2 separate regions of the Mus musculus genome follow, and region 1 is linked to region 2. The links are chromatin loops, found by intact Hi-C in ENCODE. Cell type or tissue: left cerebral cortex. All regions are shown on one strand.

Region 1 (8,000 bases), 130 kb after region 2:
TTATTCTCCTTTCTTTTTAAGAGGTCAGTTCTTATGCCAGTCTGTTTCCTCAGGCTTCTGTTTTGGCAGGTTGTGTATTAGTAAGAATATATTTATTCTTTCTTTCTTTCTTTCTTTCTCTCCTTCTCTCCTTCTCTCCTTCTCTCCTTCTCTCCTTCTCTCCTTCTCTCCTTCTCTCCTTCTCTCCTTCTCTCCTTCTCTCCTCTCCTTCTCTCCTTCTCTCCTTCTTCCTCTCCTCTCCTCTCCTCTCCTCTCCTCTCCTCTCCTCTCCTCTCCTCTCCTCTCCTCTCCTCTCCTCTCCTCTCCTCTCTCTCCCTTCCCTCCCTCCCTCCCTTCTTCCTTCCTTTCTTTCTTTCTTTCTTTCTTTCTTTCTTTCTTTCTTTCTTTCTTTCTTTCTTTCTTTCTTTCTTCTTTTTGTCAGTCCTGTTTGCCTCTTTTCTAATGGGAAACAAAGGAGCAGGGAGAGGGAAGGTGGGGGAGGAGGGGAGCTGGAATGAATGCAGAGAGGGGAGGCTGTAGTTGGAATGTATTGTATGAGAGAAGAATACATACAAAGAAAAAAGAAAAAAATAAGAAGGATTTACCCATTTTGTCCCGGTTATTCAGTTTATTGTCCTTAAATTGCTCATAGAAATCTCATATAAGCCTTTGAATTTCTGCAGGTGGCAGGTGTAATTGTTCCTGTTTTCTTCACAATTTGAGAGTTTGGGGCGGGAGGGGGATTTTTTTTTAATTAGCCTAGCTAAAGGATTGCCACTTCTATTTATCTTTTAAAAGCTATTCAGGTTGAGCTTTGTATTGGTTTTTCTTATCTCTATTTCAACACTTTGCTCTGATCTTTACTGGATGGGAATATCTCTGTAACTTTGGACTTTATTTTTTATTTTTAGTTACTTGAGAAGTTCTGCTTTGTTAATTTGAACATTTTCTTTTTTAACTTAGGCATTTTTGCTATAAACATCATTTTACTTTCCTCTTGTAATTTCCTCTTTGTTCACTGGATATCCATGAGTATATTGCTTAATTTTCACATGTTTGTGGATTTTACAACTTTACTTCTGTTACTTATTTCTAGTGTTATAGCATAGTGATCAGAAAAGAAACTTAATAACAATTATAATCTTTAAATTTCTTCTATTTTTGTGATATAATATAATAGTCTGGAGCATTTTCCAAGTGGAATTGAGAAAATGTCTATTGTGCTCTTTTGTGGAATACTCTAGATATGTCTATCAAGTCCATTCAGTAGAAAGTGTATTTTAAATCTTACTGAGTTTGTCTAGATGTTTGTTTATTTGTTTTGTAAAGTGTGGTATTGAAATTCCATGCTATAACATATTAGAGTTTTTCACTTTACAGCCAGAATATTTGTTTTATATACCTGGGAAATATTATATTGGATACATATGAACTTACAACTGTTATATATTCTTGAGGAGTTGATGCCTCTATTTATGATATAATGGCTCTTTTGTCTCAGACTTCAAGTCTAGTTTATCAGATACTAGTATAGACATTATTCTGTTTGAATGGAACTTCACATTTTAAAATATCATTTATTAAGTACCATTTATAGATAAGCCACTATATGGGGCAATTTTCTTTCATGGTCTAGTTCAATCCTTAAAACATCTGAGAAAGTTGTTATTAAAAAGATTTTATACTAGAGGAAAATGAGGTTCAGAGAATTCTAATAATTTGTTTAAGGCCTGCTGTTTTATCAAGATCTCAGTATTCAGAATAGCTTCTACTACTTAAACTTAAATATGAAATTGAGTTCAAACATCTGTATTAGTTCCTTTCCTACTACTCTGATATAATACAGTGACCAAGACATCTTGGAGCAGGAAGAGATTATTTGGGTAATGGGTCCAGAGACATAAGACTCCATCACAGCAGGGAAGCATTGCAGCAAGCAGCAGGCATGACAGCTGAATCGGGATGCTGAGAGCTCACATCTTGAAACACAAAAATGAAGCAGAGAGAACAATGGAATGGTGCAGGTTTTTAAACTCTTCAAAAGCTGCCTTCAGTGGCATATTTCCTTCAATAAGGCCACACCTCTTAAACTTCTCCAAACAGCACCTTCAATTGGGGGAATAAATGCACACATGAGCCTTTGGGGAACATTGTTGTTCAAAGCATCACACTATTTCACTAAAATCAAACTCAATTTAACTTTTGTCCCACTTCTTCTGTCTTTAAGAAAACCCAACTCTATGAAGTGTTTATATTTTTCCTTACTCACAGGAGCATCCACTGAACATGTGAAGATGAGTGTTTATAAATTTCTTGACTCCTTATCCTTGTTTCCTACTTAAACTTCAAAAGCCCTGGAAGAAGATTCAGAGGTCATACCTAGCCTGTCTTATAATCATCTCCACTAAGGTTGTTGATTACATTTAGAGCAAAAAACACACCCCCAAACCAATCCATGCATGTGTGCCATACCATCTTACTATTTCCAACCTTAATTGTTCTTTCAGTACCGAACAGAAATCCTTGCGGCATGCTTCTTTATGCTGTTCTTTTGCTTATCTTTCAAATGGTTAACATCTCGGCCAATTTCCCAAAATGATCTTGCTTTTCCAACACTGATAATAGAATACAATAGCTGGGATAGTTTCCCATATACACCACCTATCATCAACTTCTAGAGACTGCTTTGTGTCCATGCCTACTCTTGTCTCCTACTCATGTCTCCATAGAATTTTTGTCTTCTATCCAGAAGGAATGTTGCTAGCTGTGCTCTAGCTTCCTCTCCTTCTCCTCTCCAGAAATTTTGTAGCAATTGTTTCCTCTCTTTTCATTGGCTTTACTTCCTAAAAATGTCTAGGCATGCTCATTCTCAAAATACACTCATGTGTTGTGGATATTAAAGAACTATCATACATTTTCTCCTTTCTGTTATTAATCAGAAATTCCTTAACACATTTGTTCTTATCTTTATAAAAAAAACAGTACTCAGTGAATATCGAGTATATACACACATTCTGGTCTGTGAACCTAGTGTATAGGAGAACATTTTTCAAAAGTAAGTGCTTGTCCTTATAGCGTTTAAATAGAAATCCTATACTCAGAGATCAAATAAACAAGATTATTGCCATGTCAGTAAGTATTATACTCTACACAAAGAACTACAGGCAACCAAGGAATGCCCAGAGCAGGAGAAATAATTTTCCCTAGGGAAGAATACACTGTCTGGTTCTTCAATACCAACTGCTCAGCCCTGAAAACATATATATGAGATTATTATACAGACTGAGCGGGTTATATTAGGAATATATATGTATATACATATATGTGCATATAACAACAACCAATGAAAAACGAAGCCATGACTTTGAAAGAGCAAGGAGAGTTGTTTATATGACAAGGTTTGGAGGGAAAAAAGGGAAAAAAGAAATGTGTCTACAGTATAATCTCAACAACAAAAGAAAAACTACAAAGGAATATTATGAATTAAAAAGCATACAACAGAAAATAACTACTGCAGGTTCAAAAGACTGTTGTACTCTAATAGAGTATGGGTTGGGAAGACCTCTGGAGGACATTACCTATAAGCTGAGAAAGTTGAGGCCATTACAAACTGTGAATGGCAAATTCAGTCTTTCAAGGGAGCATCAACCTATGCCACTCTTTTTCCCAGCCTGTAACCTTGGTGTCACATTTAAAAGAGTTCCAAGCCTAAGAAGCTCTTAGGTCATTGAGGTTGGAACTTGCTGCGTTGAGATTTGAGAGCTGGTTGACAAATCACTTCTTCTCCACATAAAACTCTGTATGTAGCAAGTATCTCATGATGATCATCAGAAACTTTAAAATTATGTTTGCAACTTTTAAAAGTTAAGTGGCGGACGTGTTAAACCCTCCGTGTGGTTCTGGTCCTGGCAATAACAACTTATTGAGAGTTTTCTATGGGAAAGACAGTTTAAAACACTTTAGATGGATTGCTTTTTTAATTACTTGAACTGTCATAAGGATTAACGGGAAGAAAAGTTACCAAAATGCAAAAATGCACAGGGCCCTAATCATAGGGAGTAGTGAAAACGGCTAGCTGGCAGGTGCTGAAATTGCAACCTTCTCCTTTAACTCTGAGCAGCGAGTGGGCGGGGCCGCGTCCATCAGTGTCTAGGTGCCCGCAGGCCGCCCTAAGGGCCAATGGCGCGGAAATGAGAGCCCGGGCCACGTGATGGCGGGTGGCACTCTGGCTTTCCTAAAGCAGTCTCTATGGTATTCTTCCAAGCAAACCCAGGGCCCCCCCAAAAGGGTAGCGGCACGTGACAGGCCCTGGGACTACGGCAGGTTCCCACGTGATCCTGGCCTGCAGTAGCGTGGTTGCGGTGAGGTTCTTGCGCTCCTGAAGGGCGGGCGCGGAAGTAAGAGCATCCTCAGGCGGACCGTGACTGGCAGCGAGGTCGGGAGGAGCCACCAGGCAGTGACCGCTTTGCTTCTGCAGCTCCGCTCCGCTCATTCCGTTATCTCAGCCTTTGCAGTCTGTACAGAAGCTGACCAAGTTACCTTTGGGTCTTGAGACCTTGGCGAGTGAGGCCCAAACTCGGGACCAACTCCTCATCCACCTTGCCCTCCCTCTCCTCCATCTCTTCCTTTGCACGCACCGAATCGAATCGCTTGCTCCTTTGGGCTGGCCTGCTCGGCTGTGCCTGGAGACTAAGTTCGGGTCGGTAAAGGTAACTGTGGGAAAAGCGGCCCCCCAGTGGACAAAGGCGGAGGCAGGGATAGATCAGGCCCCGCGGGCCCTGGGTGCTGAGCGTAGGCAGGTGAGCCAGAAGAACGGTACTGCGGATTTAGAAGGCACTGTGAAGGACTTGTTGCACGATGGAAGAATCTGACTCCGAGAAAAAGACAGAGAAAGAGAATGTGGGCCCAAAAGTGGAGCCTCCTCTAGGGGAGCCGGAAGGATCGCTTGGGTGGGTAAAGGGGATTATGTTGCACCTGGGAGGGAGGGCATGCTAATTGTAAAGAGTATTGTGAGATGCAACAACCTCTAACCTGCAGTGATGAATTGCTTTAATTTACCAATATGGTTGATTGATATCATGCCCTTGATGACGGAAAACAGAATAGAAACACCCTTTGCCTGGATGTGGGATTCCTGGTTTATGCGTAGTCTTCTAATTGAGACAGTTCTGAGTTGTTTTCTGTTTTCTATAAAGGTTATTTGATGTTATCACCTTGTTGATGATAAAAAAGGAAAGGACAGACATTTGCTGACCAATGACGTATAGTGCGATATGCCTATTTGAGAACTGCGTTATATGTACTTTGTGCCTTTAATGAATGAAATACAGCTTGGAAGGACGATTGAAGGTCCAAAGATGCTTCTAGATTTGAAAAATACGGAGATGAATTTAAAAAAAATAGTATTCAGATTATGACAATATTGTTTGATTTATAAAAGTACCCAGAGTGTTGCTTCAGCTTTATGACAAAATATCAAATCTTGAATTTAAATGGTTTCTATTCCTAAATATGCCATCCTAGGAAGCGTCTCCCGAGCTGATGAAGGAAACAGGGAGCATAAACCCAGCTTTATAATTTAGGAAAATGAAGACTTCTGAAAAGAGGTCTCATCCATACTTAGCTGCTTTAAAGAATATTCGTCTGCATCTTTCAGTTTACTTGTGTGTCCCCCCCCCCACCCCCCGCCCCCGGCAATTAGATCACGAAAACACCATCTTTTGGTTTATATCTACAGGTGGGCAATGCCAAATGCAGCCATGAAGAAAAAGGTAAGATGTGTTAGCTACATCAGTAACATGAAGAAAAAGGTAAGAAGCTGCAGTTCAGGGAATCTGGCTTTTTCTGGATTGTGGCAAGAATCTATGGGGTCTTTGAGACACTCATCCCCTTATTTACTGTCAGATTTACTTTGTCTAAAATTAATCTCATGGAGTCAAGCCAGATACAAATATTACACAGCCCTCTGTGTGTGCACTGATTCTTTAACCCAAATCAAATGTTACGTGCAATTTTTTTTTCTAGCTGGAATTGGATGTTCTTTGCTTTGCTTTGCACTTTTATTGGGACTTAGACAATATCCCTAAGACTGTAGCTCAGGAGCAATATTTCTTGACCTTTTTGGGATTTAGTATCACTTGTGAAGTACTGGTAATAACCTTCATAGGGATATTAGGAAGTTTACATGAATAAACTCCCTGTACACCACAAACATAATTATCCTCACCATGTAAGGTTAAAAAAGCTCCCATATTTTTAGCCTGACTTTATCTAAAATTTAATTCTGGGCCTCAAGTTTGCTAGGAGGATTTTTTTTTTTTGATGAATGTCTGAAGTTGCTGTCAACAAGGATGCCTAAAAAAATGCCAGAAATTTCTACATAATTAGGAGGGGAAAAGTAGAAGCTTAAGGAACTGTGAAAAGAGAAAGGGGGCGAACTGCCATTTGCTTTAATGGTTCTGCAATGCACATGCGTTGAAGGATCAGCCTTTACCTTCAGAAATAGATACAGTTATTGCTTAATTAATGTTTAGTTAATCTAGTTAATTGTTTAGTTAATTTGTTTTGCAAAGGGCAAGGAAAATGTTCATATAAATTTTAGACTAAATAAACAATTAAATTTTCTTAGGTAAACCTGGATATCTAAATTGTTGAATTGAGCCAATGCATATCCAGTATGTTTTCACTAAAGCTTCTTATATTTGTAATCAGACATTTTGATATGTTAGGATTGGAGGTAGAATCTGTGTCTCTTTCATTTGAAAAGGAAAGTTAACAGAACTGTATCTCATAAACACTGTGCTTAGAAAGGACTGTGAAAGTCATTTAACTCTGACTCCTTGTAGTGCAAGATAATTTGGCTTTAACAGGTGTTTTTTCTTGTGTCAAATCCTTACACAAGAAAGACATCTGTAAAGTCTTGCTCTCTACCAGATAGTTGTCCTTGCCTTTTTTCCTCTAATGGCTTGTTCATTTCTTTATTTTTTATTTTTTATTTTTATTTTTATTTTGGTTTTTTCGAGACAAGGTTTCTCTGTATAGCCCTGGCTGTCCTGGAACTCACTCTGTAGACCAGGCTGGCCTCGAACGCAGAAATCTGCCTTCCTCTGCCTCCCAAGTGTTGGGATTAAAGGCGTGTGGCACCATTCTTTTGATGAGTGCATTTCAAGCTTTTGTTCCCTGTTAGGCACTGGAGATAAGAAAGTACACAAAGGATACAAAGACTCTCCCTCTGTCCTTCAAATGTTTCCAGTCTTGTGAGAGAGTTGTTGAAAGGAAGGACTACAGAGCTTTATGGTCTGCAATGATATAGTAGTACCACTGAGGGGCAGGCATGATACCTCTCAGCCTAAACCAATGCTTCTCAACCTTCCTAATGCTGTGACCCTTCCTCATGTTGTGGTGACTCCCCAACCACAACATTATTTTCGTTGCTACTTCATAACTGCAATTTTCTACTGTGACAAATCATAATATAAATATCTGTGTTTTTTGATGATCTGAAGTGACCCTTGTGAAAGGGTTTTTTGACTCCCGAAAGGGGTTGCAACCAACAGGTTGAGGAATGCTGGCCTAAGGCATTTAGGTCAAAGAAACTTTATGGGGATTTACTGGGGATTGAACCCAGGTTTCACTTATATTAGGTAAGTGCCCTAGTACTGAGCTACTGAGCTACATCCCCAGCTCCAGAGAAAATTCCCGTGATGATTGTTGAACCAAGTGTTGATGGATAAGTTGAGACTTAGTAGAAAGAAGAATAAAGGATGGTAGAGAATATAGGATGAATCCAGACACAGAGTCAGGGCTCCCTAAATGGCTGGAAGCAAAGAGACTGTAAACCATTCAGTTAAATATGAATGGATGCTAAAAGTTTGAGGCTAGGAGAATCAAAAGGTAAAGACAGAAGTAGATAAGCTTAATCAAGAGTGGTTCTTATGTGTAATTTAAAGAGGCAGAAACCTGAAATAAAAATTATAGAAATATGCAGAAGGGATGAAATCATGGGCTGAAGTGGAAAACAG
Region 2 (8,000 bases):
GTCATGGATGTCAGCAGATACCAGAAACTATCCTCAAAAGCTGAGAATCCATAATCATGGAAGGAAACGAATGTCTTCCTCAGTTTTAATCAAGTGGTTTTTATGTAATGGGCTCCGTGCTTTTGATGTCCCTGTTGACACATAGGGAAATTATATATTGAATACACACACACACACACACACACACACACGTACTGGCACAACATTGGTAACTTGATTAGCTGTGATTTTACCCTCTCCCTCTGTTTCTTTCTCTCAATCTCTCTTTCTTTTCCATGAACAGGCTCTTGACCTCCCAGGGGCATATGCACATGCACACAAACTCAGGCTGAAGGAGATAAACATATGTACAAACACACACACACACACACACACACACACACACAGAGAGAGAGAGAGAGAGAGAGAGAGAGAGAGAGAGAGAGAGAGAGAGAGAGAGAGAGAGAAACAGAGACAGAGAGGCAGAGACAGATACACATAGAGAGAGAGAGTGGGGTGGTAAAATTTATTAACTTATGAGTTTGACAGAAAATCAAGCAAGATGGACAGATTCTCAAGTCAGAAGGAAGGTACCCCTATTCACCGAACTCTAGACCTCCAACTCAGGGACACAGCATCCTGATTTCTATCACCACTTCCAGCTACTCCACTGGAATCCAAGGCAGCAAAAGCTGCAAGGACTTTGTATCAGGTGCACTAAGGGGGGATGGTGGTCATTAATCTGCCTCCCCACACCCTGCCATGAGACACCATGGTCCCACTCAAACCAGAGACCTCTGAGTGATCCTGGATTTGTCACACTGAACCAATACTCAATGTTGTTCCTCTCTTCCACTGCTCTGTGGCAACAGCAGTTTGCATTGCTGGATTAGAAGATTACAAAGAGAGTATGTGGTCACTGGCCATGATCTGAATCTCTAAGGCCTAGGATCGCCTGCCAGCTATAGTGGTGTTTCCCAGAACATCCCACCCCTGCAATATCCATCAATTCAATTGAATCACACCAACACTCTCCCCCTAGGTTTAGGTCAGGTCATTCATCTTGGAAGGTAACAATTGTCCTTGCCCTGAAGACTTTAATGAACCCAAGAACACAGGAAGCGAATGATTGCCAGGTATGACCCCACACACCTATCACCCTTGTGCCTGGAGAGAGAAGCAGGAGGCTTGTGAGCTCAAGGGCAGCTTGGGCCACACAGGATGCCTGCCATCTGTTCCAAGAAAGAAAAGAGAAAGGGTGCTAGATCCTTTGTCTTTAAATAAATATGACTCTTCTCACCCATGAGCACAGTGTAACGACTGGGCAGATGTCAAAGGGTCGGTCCACTTGCATTCATTCGGCCAGGCTCCATCACAGAGCATAGAGAGATCTGACCCAGCTAGCCGGGTGTCCACCTTGTACTCTTGGTACTGATATAAAGTGTTTGATTTGCTTACCTGGGATTCTGGGACCCTCAGACTGAAAGGTCATGGCCATTTCCTGTTTCCCTCACACCATGCAGGCACCAGCTTTGTTTTGTTGGGATATGGCGCTATGTGGTGGCAGCCATTGTTGTCTTCCGCAGAAATGATGTTGCCACGTCAGCCTGACTGTGCCATGATGTTTTAAAGTGCGGACACGAGGGATGTCTTTAACACTTGGAAGCACTGAAGATTAAAGCACACATGGGGCTGATAGGAAGTCATGTTTCTGATCTGTGGCTCCTCAAGTGGTTGCTCATCTCTGCAGACATCACGGGGGCCCTACTCTCTACCTCTCTTCTTTCATGTTATGTGGACAATGCCATCACATATTCATATAGCAAAAATAACTCACGTCTTCAAATCATACAGCTTCAGACCTTAAGGAGAGAAAATCACCCCATGTGAACCAGCCAAGTGACACACAATCATCTCCACTCCTGTAGCAAGAGCATGAATCTAGTTGTCCCACCTTTCACTTTAAAAGTCCAAAGACCCAGAAGCTTATAAAATCCCTTTCTCTTAGAAAGGCTGAACTCACACATCATATCATACAATATAATGTCTGCCGTTTTAAAGTGTGATGGACATTTCCCCCTTGTGGACAGCAGAGAGTAAGGATTAATCAATGCAAGGTTCTTGTCTGACAGAGCTGGCCACAGCCACAGAAAGTCATGGCATTTCTGAAGTCCTGGCTACCAGTGTCTGCACATCTACACCATGTTGGTCTTTGAAGCAAAATTGTTCCCACACACATCCCCCTTAATGGAGAGGATGTTAATTTGCTGGAGTCTCCAATGAGTGATGCAAGGAATCAGTCAAAGTGGCCTGGATAAGAGCAGTGTGCAAGCAAAGGTTAATGCTGAGAGAGACTTCACTCTGTTTTAACACTCTCTCTCTCTCTCTCTCTCTCTCTCTCTGTCTCTGTCTCTCTGTCTCTCTCTCCCTCCTACTCACACACAGGAGAAAGAGTAAGACAGAGGCAGAGCCAAAGAAACAGAGAGAAAGAGATGCAGAGAGGCAGAGAGATGGAGGACTATAGGTCCTGAAAGCAGCCTACTGCTGAAATGTCGTCATTTTGTATGTTTTATTATTCTACAAGTTTGGTTTGATCACTCCAAATTACAGTTAGACAGTTACATTATTTAAATTTTTGACCATCTTCCTGCTTCCCTTGTTTGAGTCACTGCTGTTTTAGAATGTGTCTGTGATATGTCAATCTGAAGCCTCTGTTTGTAATGTTCACATTCCTTGGATACAGACAAAAAGTCTGGGAAGTGGGTGGAATGTGTCCCTTTGGGCTCCCCATTCATACTACTGAACCATGGTTTTTAGTTATTCAACTTGGGATTGATCATACTGTTCCCATAATAAGTGTCAGGCCAGCTGTGGCTGCTATCTTCTCTTTGGGTTGGTTTCCTGAATGCATTGAGATAACTCTAGGAGTGGAGACCCAGGTTGGAATAGGGAAGTGTGATAGATTTCAGTAGGAAGAATTTTTTAACTGATTCTGAAACAATGTGGCAAATATTTAGATATATATTTTCCTGATTCCAGTCTTTTTTATTTGCATACTTCTCCCACAATTTTTGTGCCACTGTATGTGGGTATATGTGGAGAGAACTTGATAAAATATTTCTGAGTTCTGGAAAGATCTCTGTGAGGCCGATCACCCTCTTCCGGGTTTACACATTCACCCATAGCATTGTTCTTAAGTGTGCTGACGCCCTGCAATGTGCTACTTAGTGATTTTAACCTGAACACCCAATACTAGGGTTACTAATATAAGGGGTGACCAAAAGTATATGTTGCCACTCTGTGTAAACATCTTAGGATCTTTCACCTTTGACCGATGAGCTCTAAGTGTTTACAGTTTATCCCTGTAGGAACAGCATGTTGCTGGGCTGAGGTCTATTTTATCCTGAATCATATGCGTATTTTTCCTCTCCCCAACACTCAGAAATAATAACCTCTCCACTTTACTCTTGAGATTTTAATTTTAAAGCTTCCGGAAGGAACACTGTAGAATTTGCCATCTTAGTGAATCCCTAACCCTACCTTGGTTAGTTTTGTTGTTGTTGTTTCAGGGTTTTTTTTTTCCCCCGTTCTTTCTATTTTTTTTCTTTTTTTTCTTTCTTTTTTTTTTTTCTTTTTAAGAGTGCCATAACCAGATGAAGCCTGAGCCTTCCCAAGATCTTTTACTAAAATCTGTGGCTGTTGTTACCTCTGGTAGAATCCCTTTCAGAAGGGGTTTTTCTGCCTAGGGGGACAGCGGTACTATTCATCCCTGCTGGAGGCCTGATTCCGGGGCTGGGGGCCCATACGTGGAGAGGGGAGGGGCCAGGGGGCGGCCCCCTTGTGACCAGCCCCGAAGAGAGGTCATAGAGAAGACTGGCAGAGGAGCGCCTGGACAGCAGCAGCAGCTGACTTTCTAGATGAAGCGCGCCTTGGGGCCCCAGGTAACAAACCCAGACCTTTTTACAAATCCGCGGGCTTGGGGAGCTGCGGTGGTTGCGGGGAGGGAGCATGCACTTTGGGGGTCGCGTACTGTGGATGGGGGTGGTCACGCGTGAAGGGAGTCTGAATTCTGGGGGAAACCCTAGGAAATGAGAGGACAGGAGCAAGAAACGGGGTGTGAGGGCACAGGCACGAAAGAGCAAGAGAGGGCGCTCGAGCGTGGCACACAGCAAGCGCGCTTAGGAGTAGAGGCTGGAAGCATAGGTAAGAAAGGAGGCAGGGGACACTTTCGTCCACTGAGTCAGTTTTTTTTCAAAGATAACCTCCTTTCAGCCATATTTAACATACATTGTTGACTCGAGGGGTTTAAAGATGCAAGGAAAGAACGTAGAAAAAGGTGCGCCAAAGCGAGGCTGCACAGAGCGCCGAAAAGACAGCGGGTTATGCCTTTTTAAAAGAGTTGCCATCCTTTTCACCCTAAAGCTCAGGACAGTCCCCTTCCCCCCTCCTTCCCCGGTACCAGCAGTTCTGGCGGCCTTTGGAGCAGGTAGCCGCGGGCTCGGGCTCGGCACGCCACGCGAGCCCCCGGTGCAGGGGCGGAGCCGCGGCCGCGCGCGGGGCTCGCGGCAGGGGGAGGGGCTGAGGCTAACGGCACCGCGGCCATGACGCCGGGCTGGCCGTCCACACGAGTTCCTGTCTCCCTCCACCCATAGTCATAGCTCATTCCCAGACGCGTTTCTTCCCAGGCTTGGGAGTGAGCCGATGGCCCACGTTCGAGAAGCGTCCCGGTCCTCCCGCTCTGTCGCCTGTTGGAGTTCGGGAGGTGGTCGAGGAGCCTGTCTGGAGCAGGCAGCTGAGAGTGCATCGAGATGCGGGGTACACAGGGAGCCCAGGAGATGAAGCCGGAGCTGTGGCCGGAGCCCAAGCCCACGTCGGAGAACTTAACAAGTAGGGGCAGTGGCAGCTATGAGAAGGTGCTCCCTTCTATCCCGGCTGCTTGTCACACCAGCTCCAGCTCGGTTTGCCCGCGCCGCAAGCCCCGCCCTCGGCCCCAGCCCAGGTCCCGCTCCAGGGGAGGGCGTGGGCTCAAGGCCCCACCCCCGCCTCCCGCCAAACCTCCGCCTCCCCCGCCAGCGCCGCCACCTCCACCCCTGCCCAAGCAGCGGTCGGTGGCCTGGCGCAATTCCAGACGTAGATCCAGGCCTGGACCCAGACCCCAAACACGGAAAAGCTACTCTAGTGACCATGGCTCCTCTAGGGATTCAGATGGCTCAGAGAACAGTTTACTGGAGGTAGGGTCTAATAAGGGTCCCACAGGCTGCTGTCATGTAGAGAGCTTTAAAGTAGCTAAAAACTGGCAGAGAAACCTGCGGATGATCTATCAGCGTTTCATTTGGAGTGGAACCCCGGAGACTAGGAAACGTAAGGCAAAGTCATGCATCTGTCAAATATGTAGTACTCACAAGAACAGACTCCACTCTTGTCTGTCCTGTGTATTTTTTGGATGCTTTACTGACAAACATATTCACATTCATGCCGAAACAACGCAACACAATTTAGCAGTAGACCTCTGTCATGGGGTTATATATTGCTTTATGTGTAGGGATTATGTATATGACAAAGATATAGAAAAGATCGCCAAAGAAACAAAAGAAAAAATTCTGGGACTGTTATCATCCCCTACAGGAGATGCATCTTATCAGCAGTTGATGGCATCTGAGGTGGAAGAAAACCAATTAACCTGCGAGTCAAAAGATCAGGAGACCAGTTTGGTAAAACCCAAGAAAAAGAGGAGGAAAAAGACAATGTATTATACTGTAGGCTTCAGAGGATTAATTAATCTTGGTAATACTTGCTTTATGAATTGTATTGTCCAAGTACTTACTCACATTCCGCTACTGAAAGAGTTCTTCCTTTCAAATAAGCACAAATGTATGATGACAAGCCCCAGCTTGTGTTTAGTCTGCGAGATGTCTTTACTTTTTCAAGCTATGTACTCGGGGAACCAAAGTCCTCATATTCCCTATAAATTACTACACCTGATATGGATCCATGCAGAGCATCTAGCAGGCTACAGACAACAGGATGCTCAGGAGTTTCTTATTGCCATATTGGATGTGTTGCATAGACACAGCAGAGATGATGGTATCGACCAGGAAGGTAACTCCAACTGCTGTAATTGCATCATAGATCACATCTTTACAGGTAGTCTGCAGTCAGATTTAACATGTCAAGTTTGTCATGGTGTCTCTACTACCATAGACCCATGCTGGGACATTAGCTTGGATTTGCCTGGGCCTTATACTCCAGGGAGGGCTAGTAGTAGCACATCGAGTAGGGATGGCCAGAAGCCACGAGTCATCTCACTTACAGATTGCCTGAAGTGGTTTACAAGGCCCGAAGACCTGGGTAGCAGTGCCAAAATCAAATGCAGTCAATGCCAAAGCTACCAGGAATCTACCAAACAGCTCACAATGAAGAAATTACCGATTGTGGCCTGCTTTCACCTGAAAAGATTTGAACATTTAGGCAAACAGAGACGAAAGATTAATAGTTTTATCTCGTTTCCTTTGGAGCTGGACATGACCCCGTTCTTGGCTTCTACTAAAGAAAGCATAATGAAAGGCCAGCCATTAACAGAGTGTGTACCCAGTGAGAATAAGTATTCTTTGTTTGCAGTAATTAACCACCATGGAACTTTGGAAAGTGGCCATTACACCAGTTTTGTCCGACAGGAAAAAGACCAGTGGTTCAGCTGTGATGATGCTGTAGTCACCAAGGCTACAATGGAAGAATTACTCAATAGTGAAGGGTATCTACTGTTCTATCATAGGCAAGATATAGAGAAAGAATAATCTCATCCAGAATGATTTCCAGACCAAAAAAAATTTAAAAAGTGAAAAAGAAGAGAAAACAAAAAAGAAAAAGACAAAGAGACAACACAAGCCTACCAGGATGGACAATTGTAATGCCATTACAACAACAAGCACCTCTTAAAAGAAACACAAAAATCTACCTGGAGTGGACAATGACCATATATGACAAGTGGCACTTTGGCATAAAGGAACTATTTTACCCTGTCCCATAAGTCTATGGGAGGAAGACATTGAATTTTCAATCGGTGACCATTAGCCTTAAGAACTGGGGGGGGGGGGGGGGTTCAGAGGGAGGAGAGGTTGAAAAGGTCACATAAAGCAAATTAAATGAAGTCTCAACATGTAGGAGGATCTTCTCAAATTACATTTTATTTCTTTAAAGATATTGTGTTAAGTGGGGGGGTATATTTTAAGAATGGGGTTTTTCATTGATTGTAGTTATAGTTTTGAGTGTACAGAGTAGTCTGGAGAAAACCAAATATTTTAAACAAAAAACTTTAAAGCTTTAAAAGAAAACAATTAAGAAACACTTTTGAAGGTTTTAAGAGAACATTTTAAATGTTAAAAATTTAAGTTAAGTATTTTAGAAGAAATATTTTTAAATGTTTTTAATTTAAAATTATTCCAAATTGTTAGTATGTAAAAATAGAGTATGGAAATAGAGTATTCTAAAAATTTTCTAAAATTTTGCAAGTTAAGATGAAACATGAACATTTCTAAGGTGGTTAGTGAAAAAAAAACCACTAACTTAAAATCAGTAAGGGAAAATTTTAGAAAGTGAAAACATTTGGATTCTAAATATTTAAAGCATAAAATATATGCATTGGAAAGACCAAAATTTACAAAAATTATACCTATAATAATATAAAAAGTAAAATTTCAAGGTATATAGAACAAAATGAAATTTTAAGTTAAATTCAGGAAAGGAGATTTAAAAGAAGAAAGTTTAGAACTATTCAAGGGAACAGGTAATTAGTTTTAAAGATTTCAATTTTTTAGATATTAAGAGAGAACCTTCTGTAAATTCAACTGCAGAGATTTCAGTATAAAAACCAACTTTTAAGTTTAAAAAGAATATTCTCATACAAACTGACACCTGAAAAAAACATGTAAATAAGATCATATTTGGAAGGTGAAAGTTTTATTTTGTACTTTAGCACATTGAAATATAGATGGATATAAAAGAGATAAATGATAGAGCGAGAA

What was found. Hi-C counts contacts between places; a loop is a spot of excess contacts. Peaks named below come from ENCODE experiments on the same cell type or tissue, not always from the same donor. Only the 100,000 strongest peaks of a DNase experiment are listed, where the experiment ranks them.
Region 1: it touches region 2 in a loop (6-fold over the local background); 4 of 42 quality-filtered maps call a loop at or near these places.

The regions. Positions count from the first base shown.
Region 1 is chrX:153,135,648-153,143,647 of GRCm38, forward strand. It overlaps Rragb (Ras-related GTP binding B), which reads left to right and starts at 4,311. Exons shown (of 11, transcript NM_001004154.2): 1 at 4,311-4,928; 2 at 5,717-5,750. The coding sequence starts at 4,837. In left cerebral cortex, CTCF peaks have their summits at 4,711 and 7,295; DNase peaks (open chromatin) are centred at 4,241 and 4,646; H3K4me3 peaks cover 1,872 bases; H3K27ac peaks cover 688 bases.
Region 2 is chrX:153,002,625-153,010,624 of GRCm38, forward strand. It overlaps Usp51 (ubiquitin specific protease 51), which reads left to right and starts at 3,845. Exons shown (of 2, transcript NM_001137547.1): 1 at 3,845-3,920; 2 at 4,665-6,837. The coding sequence starts at 4,788. The coding sequence ends at 6,773. In left cerebral cortex, a CTCF peak has its summit at 4,127; DNase peaks (open chromatin) are centred at 4,109, 4,744 and 6,563; H3K4me3 peaks cover 1,533 bases; H3K27ac peaks cover 285 bases.